Linked DNA regions of Homo sapiens: regions 1 and 2 are each linked to region 3. A link is a contact called in ENCODE Hi-C or POLR2A ChIA-PET data. All regions are on one chromosome and are shown on one strand. The core of a region is the stretch at or near the end of the contact, and the rest is flanking DNA. Distances in the headings are between cores, read along the strand shown.

The links. A loop is a pair of places that touch in the nucleus more often than their neighbours do. ChIA-PET counts read pairs that join two places held with the same protein, here RNA polymerase II (POLR2A). Pooled maps may share reads with other maps.
Region 1: a loop to region 3 is called in a pooled map, with 3 times the contacts of the local background. The contact joins the enhancer-like site here to the promoter of LINC02915 in region 3. A Hi-C loop is called at or near these places in 1 of 168 maps with a recorded cell type or tissue (endothelial cell of umbilical vein) and 3 of 50 pooled maps. POLR2A ChIA-PET finds 5 or more read pairs at or near these places in 1 of 52 experiments (BJ).
Region 2: a map of endothelial cell of umbilical vein shows a loop between it and region 3 (8-fold over the local background). The contact joins the enhancer-like site here to the promoter of LINC02915 in region 3. A Hi-C loop is called at or near these places in 1 of 168 maps with a recorded cell type or tissue (endothelial cell of umbilical vein) and 2 of 50 pooled maps. POLR2A ChIA-PET finds 5 or more read pairs at or near these places in 2 of 52 experiments (BJ and endothelial cell of umbilical vein).

Annotation. Positions count from the first base shown.
Region 1 is chr15:39,122,659-39,126,970 of GRCh38, reverse strand. The region is part of intron 1 of LOC105370777 (a long non-coding RNA gene); the gene reads left to right. Among named protein-coding and RNA genes, the nearest start is that of LINC02915, 130 kb to the left of the region's middle. Within about 2 kb of position 2,742, at least 5 of the 41 ENCODE cell types and tissues checked have a DNase peak (open chromatin) inside an H3K27ac peak, as active enhancers do; they include endothelial cell of umbilical vein, where a contact is called at or near this core.
Region 2 is chr15:39,138,943-39,143,357 of GRCh38, reverse strand. All of the region lies in intron 1 of LOC105370777 (a long non-coding RNA gene), which reads left to right. Among named protein-coding and RNA genes, the nearest start is that of LINC02915, 110 kb to the left of the region's middle. Within about 2 kb of position 2,902, at least 7 of the 41 ENCODE cell types and tissues checked have a DNase peak (open chromatin) inside an H3K27ac peak, as active enhancers do; they include endothelial cell of umbilical vein, where a contact is called at or near this core.
Region 3 is chr15:39,247,813-39,252,030 of GRCh38, reverse strand. It overlaps LINC02915 (long intergenic non-protein coding RNA 2915), which reads right to left and starts at 1,362. Exons shown (of 2, transcript NR_144508.1): 1 at 1,168-1,362. All of the region lies in intron 1 of LOC105370777 (a long non-coding RNA gene), which reads left to right.

The sequences.
Region 1 (4,312 bases), core at 1,493-3,992, 130 kb after region 3:
GTAATCCCAGCACTTTGGGAGGTCGAGGCGGGCGGATCACCTGAGGTCAGGAGTTCGAGACTAGCCTGGCCAACATGGCGAAACCGCGTCTCTACTAAAAATACAAAAATTAGCTAGGCGTGGTGGCAGGCGCCTGTAATCCCAGCTACATGGGAGGCTGAGGCAGGAGAATCACTTGAACCGGGAGGTGGAGGTTGCAGTGAGCCGAGATTGCACCATTGCACTCTAGCCTGGGAAACAAGAGTGAAACTCCGTCGAAATAAATAAATAAATAAATAAATAAATAAATAAATAAAAATAATATCTATTTATTAGGATTGCCATGTGGATGTAGAATTGTTTGAAGCTCCTGGCACGTAGGAAACACTCAATAAATCCTAGCTACTATGGTGCTATACTCCTCACCTTAATAACATCTGCAATGTATTTTGAGTTCCTTTTAAGTAAAAATTATATAAATATATGATTAAAATATTATATTTCAAGGCAACATAAGTCATAAAATCAGAATTTCTTAAATATTGCCCACATCCATTTTTGGAATAATTTAACCTTCACCACTTATTCACTGCGGGAGAGAACTACGAATATTATCCAGTGACTATTACCCAAGACTTACAGGTCTGAAAGAATGTTGCCAGAACCTAACAGACATTATTATCAGGGAAAGTCATTCCTAACTACAAATGACAATGTGATGCTCCATATTAGCATTAAAGAACAGTAGTTGCATCCTTGTTCTTCTTCAGGTAATGAATGAGCCATCTCCACATTTTGGTAAAGTAGGTTATTCACCTGCAGGAAACTGTAAGACTAAATTCTGATTCCGCAAAGACCAGGAAGACCCACCACACAAAACCACAACTGCTCCCCCTGATGGCTGGTGCCTAGAATTTCACGCATGCATCTTAGAAAATCCCATCAGGCTAAAACAACTTTCCTATGAACATCAATAATGTGTCAGTCCATGGACACAGGAAGGGGAACATCACACACCGGGGACTGTTGTGGGGTAGGGGGAGAGGGGAGGGATAGCATCAGGAGATATACCTAATGCTAAATGACGCGTTAATGGGTGCAGCACACCAACATGGCACATGTATACATATGTAACAAACTTGCACATTGTGCACATGCACCCTAAAACTTAAAGTATAATAATAATAAAATTTAAAAAAAGAATACCATAAAAATAGATTTGAAAAAAAAATAATGTTTCAGCCATTAACACTCTCCTATATTTTATAGAGAAGCCTTAGAATAAAGGCATCTCAAAATGAAAGTTGAAGGGAAACTATAAAGCTGGAAAATACATTCAGGATGGGAGACACAGTGAAGGTCAGCTTTGCTGATTTCATAGTTCTGTGTGAATCCAGCACTGGTTACCTGTATACATTGACAATAATCATATGCTTACCCTAATATCTAGAATGGAGAAAAGACTATTTAGGGGGCTGGGAAACCCACTGTTTGTCAAACTAAAGAATGTTTGATTATCTTTCATGACTCCTCATACCATCTGGTGAGTAATAATGAGCTCATTCTACTTCATTGATTCCAACATTTGATATTTAAAAGTGGTAATAAAGACCTTCATTACCTCTAGCTAACTTGGATCTGACTATGAACTGTTTACAAAATTCCAGTTTTCAAAGGGAAATTCTTTTAGGAGAATGCTAGGCAAATGGTGGCCCACGTTGAGGGAGTAAATTGACTCTGTAGTCAGCGAAGTGATTATTTTTGTAATGGAGCCCACAGCAAAACCCTTTGCAGCACTCAGAAGTCATCAACAGAGCTTGTTCTTGGCAAACCAGAGCATTCTCTGCTTCAGAGAATTACTTTCTAATTACTAAAAACATGATACGGGAGGAACACATGTTGGCTCCAACCAAGTGTATAAGTGGTGGAAAAGTTCAGTGTAACTGTTCAGCGAAACTGTGAAGAAGTAGAGTCTATGGGACTGTTGCTGGGAACATAGGAGTGGATGGGAGCCAGGTTTTTCTTCTCTTTGTGGGATTTGGGAGTTAGGTTATATGTCCTGTCTTTGGAAATTAAGAACTGTTGATATTCAAGGATAATCAAGGAAAAGCACTTCCAGGAATGGGAAGGTACATAGGCTAATTGTATCAGTACAGCCTGTTGCCCTGTGGACTTTGGCTGCCGCGGCCATATGATCTAACTAAGATGTTAAAATAGCAGATGAACATTTGCTAGATGAAGTAAGTTTGTCCTGATGGCTAGTTCCACTCTTCACTCTCCTGATTGAAAAAAATGTTGGCTTTCCTTCACTGCGGTGTTCACTAGATAGAAACTAAAACCGGCTCTGTGAAGTGAGTGGGAGGGTGAGGAAGGAAAAACAGTCCAACTAAAGCAGCTGAAGTAGGAAAGGGTCATGTGAGGAAGTGGAAGAGGTGAATGCCCTGGAAAAGATGGATGGAGGCATTTTTCTCAGCCATTTCGTGGTTGGATTGGGAGACACTGAATTTGGAAAAGCAGTCAGACAGAAGCGTTCCGGATAGCCAAGCTGTTGGCGTACCACCGAGTGCCAATTCTCAGGGTGTTACCCAGTCATTCTTGGGGTTTGTTTAAACATGGCAAGAGTTCCTGGGAAAAACCTGAGGCCACATTACTTAGCCATTTGAACTGCGAGTCCAAAGTAATTTTTTAGCAATTACAGTAGCATATGTATTTGCAGAGCAAAGACGAGTCACCAAGTCAGAGGATGTCTGTTGTTCACAGTGTCAATATGAAACATCAGCATGCTCCTGTCTTAGTTATGGGAATTGAGCCCTGGTCCATGCTCCAGCTCTGCCATCTCCAAGGTAGTATCACAAAGCTAAATTGTGCCCCTGGACTTCTTCCTGGATGTAATCTAGGACTTGCCCTGGGGATGAAGGCAGAGTTATCCTTATTCCCACTTCTACTTCTGCCATTCCACTTTCTGTGATTACTTCGATGTTTCTCTCCCTACCTCTCCCCAGCTCATTTTATTCAGCTCATTTCCTTTTGACAAGTAACCATTCACTGACTAGCGAGTACCTGATTCAAGGAATACAAGATGACCTATAGTAACTTATACTCTGTTAAATCTAGATGATGTGACTGTAGAATGAAACTAAACATCAGGTACCTCTCAAGCACCATCTTCAGCAAATCTCAAGTTTCTTGACTGCCCACATGGATCTCTTTTTTAGACTTCATTATTTTTGTTCCTGTCTCTGCCACTCAATAGCTGTATGACATTGGTAAAGTTACCTAACTTCCCTTTGCCTCACTTTCTTCATCTTAAGATTATTATGAGGATTTAATGTAGTGTATGTAAGATCCTGTTACACAGTAAGTGTTCAATAAACATTATCTACTATTATGTTATCCTCTTTTTTTCACTGCCCATTAAGAAGACTTTTTTTTTTTTTTTTTTTTTTTTTTTTTGACGGAGTCTCGCACTGTCGCCCAGGCTGGAGTGCACTGGTGTGATCTCGGCTCACTGCAAGCTCCACCTCCCGGGTTCATGCCATTCTCCTACCTCAGCCTCCTGAGTAGCTGGGACTACAGGCACCCGCCACCACGCCCAGCTAATTTTTTTTTTTGTATTTTTAGTAGATACGGGGTTTCACCGTCTTAGCCAGGATAGTCTCGATCTCCTGACCTTGTGATCCACCTGCCTCGGCCTCCCAAAGTGCCGGGATTACAGGCGTGAGCCACCGCGCCCGGCCAAGAAGACACTGTTTTATATTAAATGTCTTTCTTAGTGCCTTTCGTTTTATTTACTACATGCACTTTATTATATATTGCTTTTTTCTTTATTGTTACGGATGTGGTATCTTAAAACAGCAGCCAGATTTCATCAGTTTGGGGGAAAAGGACCACATCTTTTATTCTCTCCATATCCTACACACTACCTAACAGTGCTAGACATACAAAGGGTGCTTCAAAAATACTTGTTAATTGAATAAAGTATGAGTAAAAAGAAAGACTCTCTCTGAGTTATAACTCCATTGAAATTTCCTCAGCAGAATGGCCCCCATACTTCATAGCTGCCTCTATGTCTTTACATAACAATCTCGGTTCTTTCTTTCTTAAATCATTTTCCTCCAACCTCTGAGCTTCTTTGCCCATTAGATGGGACCAGGATCAAGTAATATGCTGTACAACATTTGATACCATTTGGTGGCTTCCTGAGTAGTGGTCTGTTTAAAGCCATAAGCATACCTTCCTAATCTTGTAGAGCTTTCCTTTAATAGGCTAATCTTAATCAGACTATCTATGTAGCCACCCTTTATCTTTCCAACCATATATTCCCACATGCTAC
Region 2 (4,415 bases), core at 1,653-4,152, 110 kb after region 3:
TAAAACATACAGATGTAACCACTACAAAAAATGGCTCAAATATGATAGAAGTTAATATTTCACTCAAGTGAAATAAAAAACAAGAGTTTTCAATTGATGGAAGGCTCTTTTTCAGATAGTGACTTGAGACCTTGGCTCTTTCTATCTATCTTGTGACCTGTCCCACTTTAGCCATGACCTCCAAGGTCACGGTGTTCATCTTTGTCACACTGGAGGGGAATGTGCTTGACGGTCACAATTCTATTAATTGGAATTCAGTTGTAGCCTACCTGTGGGCCTTCAAAGAAAAGGACCATTTTGGCGGACACAAAGCAGTCTCTTACATAGTCTGCTCTTCTCGTTCACCATACACCAACTCTTCCCATACATAAAACACACTCATTCTTGTCCCAAGGGAGACAACACAAAGCTCTGTCCTGCTGCTGCATCCAGTTCAAAGTCCATTCTTGCATTGCTATAAAGAAATACCTGAAACTGGGTAACTTATAATAAAAAGAGATCTAACTGGCTCACAATTGCACAGGCTGTACAGGAAGTATAGTAGCTTCTGCTTCTGGGAAGGCCTCAGGAAACTGACAATCATGGTGGAAAGTGAAGGGGGAGTAGATACATCTTACATGGCTGGCAGAGCAGGAGGAAGGAGGGGGAGAACTCACTGTCACCACAACAGTACCAAGAGGTCTGGTGTTAAACCATGAGAAATCTCCCCCATGATTTAGTCACCTCCCACCAGGTCCCATCTTCAATGCTGAGAATTACAATTACATGAGAGTTGGGTGGGAACACAGATCCAAACCATATCACTTCTGAATCATGGAGATTTCATTTGTTTGTTTGTTTGTAGACAAGGTCTCACTCTTTTGCCCAACCTGGAGTGCAGTGGTACCATCATAGCTCACTGCATCCTTGAATTCCTGGGTTCCGGAAACTCTCCTGCCTCAGCTTCCCAAGTAGCTAGGACACAGGTACATGCCATCATGCCAGCTAACTTTTTATTTGTAGAGATGGGGGGGGTCTTGCTTTGTCTCCCAGGTTGGTCTTGAACTCCTGGGCTCAGATGCTCTTCCCACCTCAGCCTCCCAAAGAGCTGGGATTACAGGTGTGGGCCACCCCACCCAGTCCGCAGAGTTATTTTTGATACAAGAACAATGGTTTTCATTGGTAGATTTAAGTGTATAACAATTTGAGTCAATTATTTGACATCATATGGGCAAATTGTAAGTTTCTACCGATTGAGTTGGAGTTTTGCTAATGATAGCTTCAATGTGGTGTTTGTATCTTTACCACAGGAACTTAGACATTAATCCACCCTTTCCTTCATATTACCATCTCAGTGCCACTCCGCACATCCCAATTCCAACCGCTGGGTCATGGCAACCTCTAGAAGTCAGGACTAAGCATAGAATAAAACCTTGTCTCAAAGTCTTTTGTTTTCGTTTATTTGTTTTTTAAAGCAGTGCTTTGCCCTTTGGGAAGTATGTATGCGAAAGGCAGGGCAAAAACCAGCAATCCTTGCTTAAGAAGTAGGGGTATTTGCTCTGCCTCTGGTTTCCAGTGTCTGTTCTTCAGAGGCCTGGGCAGCTTCTCCTGAAGCTGAACACCATCTCCTAATGCCAACACCCAGAGCTTCTCTTTTCTCACCATAGCCAGCCCATAACATGTGAATGAGAGCAAGAGTATCCCAAATGAAAACAAATATATTCAAATCACTGCTTCAGGAGTGCACCCGAATCCTCTACTTTCTCTATACAGAGCTGGTTAAATATTACACTCTTTGAACTTCATCTGCAAAATAATGATCATCTCCTTCACATGTTTGCAGTAAAAAGTAAACAGTAAATATCTGAAAATGTAGAGCCCAGTGCCTAACTGGTAATAAGTAATCAATTCATGATCATTTCTAACTTTTCTTACTTCAGCTTCTTTTCAATTCCAATACCCCTGTGCACCCCCCGCTCTGCCCACCCACCCACACCTTGTCTGTGGCTTTCAGTGTCCTGATTGCCAGGTCAGGCTGCTGACCTTAGACAGGCTTTCCCACTCTCTCCTGCTGCGCCAGCACTTCTCAGCCCCAGCTGGAGAGGTTTTAGAACCATCTTTCCCCTCAGTGTTCTGCCAGCTTGCCCCACGACTGCCTAGTTCCATCTAGCCCCAGCCCATTTTTGTTTTATGCTTGTGGCTATTGGTAGCAAAAAATCAGTGGCTACACTAGCTGGAGACTGTCAAGGCCAGCTCGAGGAACCAAGAGCAGACTGGGATCTGGAGAGTACATGTGAGTGTGTATGTGTGATGTGTGATGTGTGTGTGTGTGTGTGTGTGTATGTGTGAAAGAGAAGTTGGGTGAGAGTGAAGGTGTGCAAGCAAATGTGACTAAAAGTATTATACAATGTGTTAGTAAGAAGTTTGAATGTAGTAATACATAAGGCAGAGGATGAACAGGTGTGAATGATACAGAAGAAGGGACATAAAGAGAAGCCAGTGGGATATGTCATCGAATTAAGTTGAAAAAAGGAGAAAAATGTTTGTAGGAATGTAGTGGGGAAGGAAAAAATAGTATTAAAATATATGGAGTTATATGTGAAAACACGTATGTGTGTGTGTATGTATATATGTGTAAATTTTATAAAATTAAGTCATGAAAAATAGATTGCTTGTTCCGAAGCTTAGTAAGTTAGGGGTCAATTCAGGAAAAATCCGTACTGTTATATATGCAACTCTCCTTTTCTAGGGGATAAATGTAGCCCCAGTTAAACAATCTATATATAGAAAAGACCAGCACCCTTAAGAGAGGAAGGCTTGATTCATGAGTAACGATGGCCAGTGTCCATTCCAGGAAAGCCAGCATCTGCTCTTAACCACAATCCCTTAAGGCTGGATGCCATAGCCATATATGGAGTGCTATAGGGAAAGGAAGGGAGTCTCTTTCTGGAGTCCCCACAGATGCTGTAAGTGGCATCCAGCCTATCTTCAAGTCAGCTCAAATTCAGAGGAAAGGGGTTCTGTTTTGATAGGGACCAACTAGACCCAACAGAAGGAAACAGACACATGAGCACAGGCCAACTTGCTGAAGGAACATTGCTTGGTTTCCTTTTTCTGTAGAAAGGAGCCAGTGTTCTGTGGTGTGCTGCCTTCTGTGTCTCAGAAGGTATGTTGTTTTCTGATCCTAACTCTGTTATCATCCTGTTTGCACTTGGTGACTCACAACAGATGCTCTGGCTTTCCCACAGCTGTGCTCTTATCACTGCAGGGCGAGCAGAGCAGCAGTCACATCTGCGTGGTCCTGACCTTACCCTCCTGGGGCTGCTCCTATGCCAGCCATTCCCAGTTTAGAGGGGCTGTAATAGCGTTTCCATGGTACTGAAGACAATTCACAGGAAAATAGTTTATTTGAATAGCAAATGCTTTGACCAGGTTCTGGACTGTGGAAAGCCCCTAGTACAGTGACAACATTAACCACACAAACAACAAGTATTAGTACTATTACTATTACATTATTATTACTATACAGGGAAATGAACCAACACCACCATGAATCAAACATTTTCCTGGAATTTTAGCATCTGATTTGGAAACATATTTCTTATTAGTTGACAAAAGACAAAAGGAAACTTCAGTAATATCTCTATAGCCTTATAAAAAATGAATGCAGAAATATGTTTGAATGTCCTGCTATCCAATTTTCCTCATGGTATGCAACAACGCCACTGTGGCAAATATTAGAGGAGAGAAAGCAGAAAGTAGCTCCAAGGCAAATTCCAGCCAAGGGCCATTTTATCATATCTTTTTCTCTGTGTCACTTTGGGTTTTGGGAAATCTTTTTTTTTTTTTTTTGATTTTTTTTTTTAATTATACTTTAAGTTTTAGGGTACAAGTTGTATATCCAAAAGAGATTTTGAAGGGTTAACAGTGTCATTGATTAATCACCCTTAATGTTCAGTTGTCTCACAATCCCAAGGCATTATGAAACCTCTTGTAAGTAAATAAATTGTCATTTTATTTTAATGGTTTTGAGACAATTGTAGACTCACAAGCTATTGTAAGAAATAATATAAAGAATTTCCACATTCCCTTTACCTAGTTTGCCCCAACTCGCAAAAGTTCTGTGCAAAACCACAATTAAATATCAACCAGGATATTGGCATTGACACAACCCATTGATCTTATCTAGATATTCAGACTTCCCTAGCTTACCTATACTCATACTCATTTGTATATTTACTCCTATGTAATTCTATCACATGCATAGGTTTGTGTCTCTATCACTTGAGTCAAGATACAGGACAGTTCCTTTACCAGAAGGATCTCTTTTACATTGCTCAAATCAAAAGAACATTTCTCATTGAGTGGTACAAGGGAATACCTGTAATTGAGGAATTAAAAAAGAGTGAGGAAAAAACTCACACCTTGACCTTGTA
Region 3 (4,218 bases), core at 113-2,612:
TTGCCATGGCATCAAATCTCCTTTTAAACCCACACCGCTTGAATAATAACTATGATTCTGGATAGTTGACTCATGAATATTTCCTGCGAAGGAACAATGAGGGTATTCTGAGGAAATTAAATCCATACAAGTAATTCCCAAACTTTATTCATGTTTGAATACTTTCTAACTTCAAATGTTTTTACCAGACTGGTAACACATAGCAAAATCAACTGATAAGATTGTCCTTTTTTCTTTCTTCCTCTTCCTCTACCTAACACTTCTCTAGTGTGGTACTAACTGGAGAAGGCACAAAGAGTAAGTAGATAGAAAGGGAAATGAAAAGTCAAAGAGCCCTACACTTTTTTTTCCCCCCTCTCTCCTGGTAGTCCTACTTCAAAGGCAGTGTAGCTTTCTCAGAAAGGCCAACCCACACTCAGAGGGTGAAGTTGGAAAACCCCAGCAACCCTATGATACACAATAAACCCATGTAAGGAGGTGGTCCCTTACAAACAGTTGGCTATGAATATCTTCTTTCAAATAGTCTGACACTCGTGGCATAATTATTTTTGTAAGAGTCCTCAGGAAAGTCTGTTTTGAAATACTGCATAGCTTAAGACTACAATAGTACCTTGCATAGTTCAATGTAAACATATCCAGGTGGCTTGTGAAGAAGAGAGGAAGCCAGAGGTGATGCTTCTCTATAGGAAAATGACACTGCAGCCAGCCCCCCGAATCCTGAGAAGACCCTAAATACACCACTCCCCCTCCCCGACAACTACCCAAGTGATATCCTGTGAGTGACTGGATTCTAATCTATCGAATAGTTTCTGTACATGAAAAAAAAATCAATTTTGGAATAAGAGTTGCCAGCAGAAAGATTTCCATTTATTAGGCACCTACCAGGTGCCTGATTCTATTGGGTACATTAAAGATATTCTTTCATTTAGTTCTCACCTGGAAACTCTCAAGGCTTGTTCACATTTTACTGATGAGAGAAATAAGGCACAAGAAGATTAAACAAACAATCCAGGCCAACTCAAGTGGAGGGATGTGTGGTTGAGTTCAGGTCTGCCTGTAAATCGCTTGAGGCCAGAAACTTTTCTCTATTTTGTTCACTGATGTGTCCCAAGTGCCCAGAAGAATGCCTGGCAAATTGTAGCTGCTTAGTAAATATTGAATGATTACCTTAATGAGAGAATCCAGCACGTGTACTCCTAAGTATTATTCTCTACAGTTTCTCCTCAGTCTCCTCACTCCAGTCTGTTACCTGCCCCTTTCTCCCATCCCATTTCAAAGGGAAATGGAGCCCAGAGCTGCAGTGGATGCTGTAGAAAGTTATATCTCTGTGTACATCCTGCTGAAGGAATGGAGCGATTGTCAGGGAGCTGTGTCATTGAGTCTGAGGCCTTACTTCCTTGCTCTCCCCCTTCTATTTCCTGCTTCCTCCCACAAAGATTTTCTGAGTCCTTGCTGTGTGCTGAGCACTGGAGACTCACTATGAACAAAGTTGGTATGGTCCCTGTCCTTATGCAAATTATTGAATAAATTATAGGTACGGTGAGTGTTTTGACAGAGAGGTAAGAATGTTATAGAAACATATAACAAGAGGACTCAGACCTATTCTTTGAGGTCAGGAAAGACATCTTTGCAAATTTTAACTTTAAGACAAGATATTAAGGATAATTAAGAGTTCCTAATGTATACCTTGGGTTTCCTGGATGTCTCTGCCTAAGACACTTTTAGGGAGGAGTTAAGACTGTTTTCCTATAATACTAAGAAGTCATTTGCCTTTTCATTCTTATTGCATTACAAGTGTACAATGGAGTTTTACAGAAGCTGCATAACATAGATTTCACAACAGATTGAATGCAGAAGCAGACATGAGAATCCATTTATCCTTTAGTAAGCCAGATATTGGTAAGATTTGCAAAAAATGCATAACAGCACTACTAGTCTCACTCATGTATTTTTGGTTTTGGAAAACGTGGCTATGTTTTCATAAAATGTTATTTATGTTAAGGTATAATCAGTTTACTATGTTGTTTTAAAATGAATTAAATATTTAAAAAAGAATTGGTTCTAATTTGCAACATGATATAATGATATAATCTACCTTTTTTAAAATGAAAAGGTCTTTGGGGTTCTTCAGAAGATTTGAGAGCACAAAGGGGCCGAGCCCCAAAAGTTTGCGAATGGCTGAGCTAAGAGAAGAGGAGGAGGGAGTGTTCCACAGTGAATAAACAGCCTGTGTAAAAGCCCTTCCCTGGTATACGACTTGTAGTTTTGAGGATATTAAAGAAGTCCAATGTGGTTGGAACATAGAAAGTGATGGAGAGAGAATATAATATGCAGAACAATGGGTAAGCAGTGCCATATTTGAGAGCAATGACTTAATCTTAGGTCAGTGGGAAGTCACTGAAGGGTTTTAAGCAGGTTGGAATTGATGAGATACATGTTGAGAGAGGAAGGAAAAGGAAAGAAGAAAGGAAAAGAATGGGGGGACACAGAGAAGGGAGGTCAGGAGGCTTTTGGGGAAAACTTAGTAAGCTATGAGGGAGGGACAGTAGGGCTGGATAGAAGAGGATAGATGTAAATAATATTATGGAGAATCTAGAGGACTTGGGTTTGATTGTCAGTAGAGAGTGACTTGTTTTGTAAAAGAAGGAATGAATTTTCTCATGGTTTTTTAGTCATACCACTTGATTTTAAATTCTAGCGCTAATTCTGTGACTGTGAGCAAATTATTTAAACTCCATAAGCTACAATTTTCTCATCTGTAAAAAAAACAGGAACAAGAGCCACAATTTCATATGGTTGTTGAAGTTATTTTAAAATGCACACATATCTAATATAACTGGATTATCGTAATTATTTATTTGTTTCCCTTACCTTCTCTTTAACTCTCTTTCTTACCATTTTAAGATGGAGGGGGGAAGTTGGCAGTGTTCTTCAGGAAACATAAATTCTTGGGAAGGGAGTTTGGACACCATATGCAAAATCTCCTCCTGTGATTCCTCTACACACTGGAGGTGTGCTTTCCTCAAGCACTTGAAGCAAATGTGTTCTCTAGTCTCTTCTCTCTCTCTCTTTTTTTCCCTGAAGACTACTCTGTCATTTAAGTTCAGTTATTTTTGTCTTACCTGCTCACTTTGGACTTGAAACTTTGTCCCGTTCTTCTTGTTCCATAGTCTGATTCCTACTATTTTTTTCCTTCACCTTTCTCTTCCCAAAGTCTTAGGCTAGCCTTCTCTATTTCTCAGCTTTGTCATGCCCTTGACTTTGCAAGATTCTCTTTCCTGGCAACCACCATCTACAGACAAAATATTAATAACTTTGGAGGAGTTAGGACAGAGGCATTAAAATTATTGTAAATAAAGCCAGATAGTCCTTTTGACTGGGTCCTGAACTACCTTCTGTTATTCCTACAAGTATCTTTTGAAAGGCTGTTCTCAAATGCGTTGACTTGAGAATTTAGAGAAATATTCTTTCGGGCTGAAGGGAAAAGAGACAGAGAACTACAAGGTCACAGGACCATGACAATATGTTGCCTTTTGCCAAGTGGCCCTTATTAAACAGCCTAGGAGGTGAGTGGAGGAGAGCATGGGTCTGGCAGTCTGCCCTGGGACAAGGAGCTTTGTCTGCACGCAGGTTCCCAGCTCACAGACGGTCCATATTTGAATAGAGCCCATTGTTTACCACTTGGGTGGAAAACAGAGGAAATAGGCAATGAGTCAGGCACCCACTTGTTTCAAAAGGAATTTTTAAAAGAGTTTCAGGGAAATCTAAGAGAAAAATAGAAGTTTGAAGGAAGATGAAGGAGACAAGGACAAACTGAGGGCTGCTGGATGCTAATGACATGCTTTTCTTTGCTGATAGCCTATCATTCTGGGTCTGTGGGTTCCAACCCTGAACCTGAATCCAACAGGAAAGGTACTTCTGGAGAAGAGCTTCCACTCTGGGGAGGCATTCTGACTAAGATCTAATCTGAAGTAGTTTGGAGTAAATTGATCTGCCTCTTTTCTCCATTTAAAGGACATTTGCTAAAAATGCCTTCTTCTTCAAAGGGCCCGCAGAACAGAGAGAGGGGATTACAGTGTGTATAATTTTTGAAATATGGTAACTGATCAGCAAATGGCATAAACTTAGATCTTATACAGGTCCTGTTTTCTGTGACATGATTTCCTGATCTGCAGATGCCCTGACTGACATTCCGCTTTCCTATGGCTCAATGCTTGG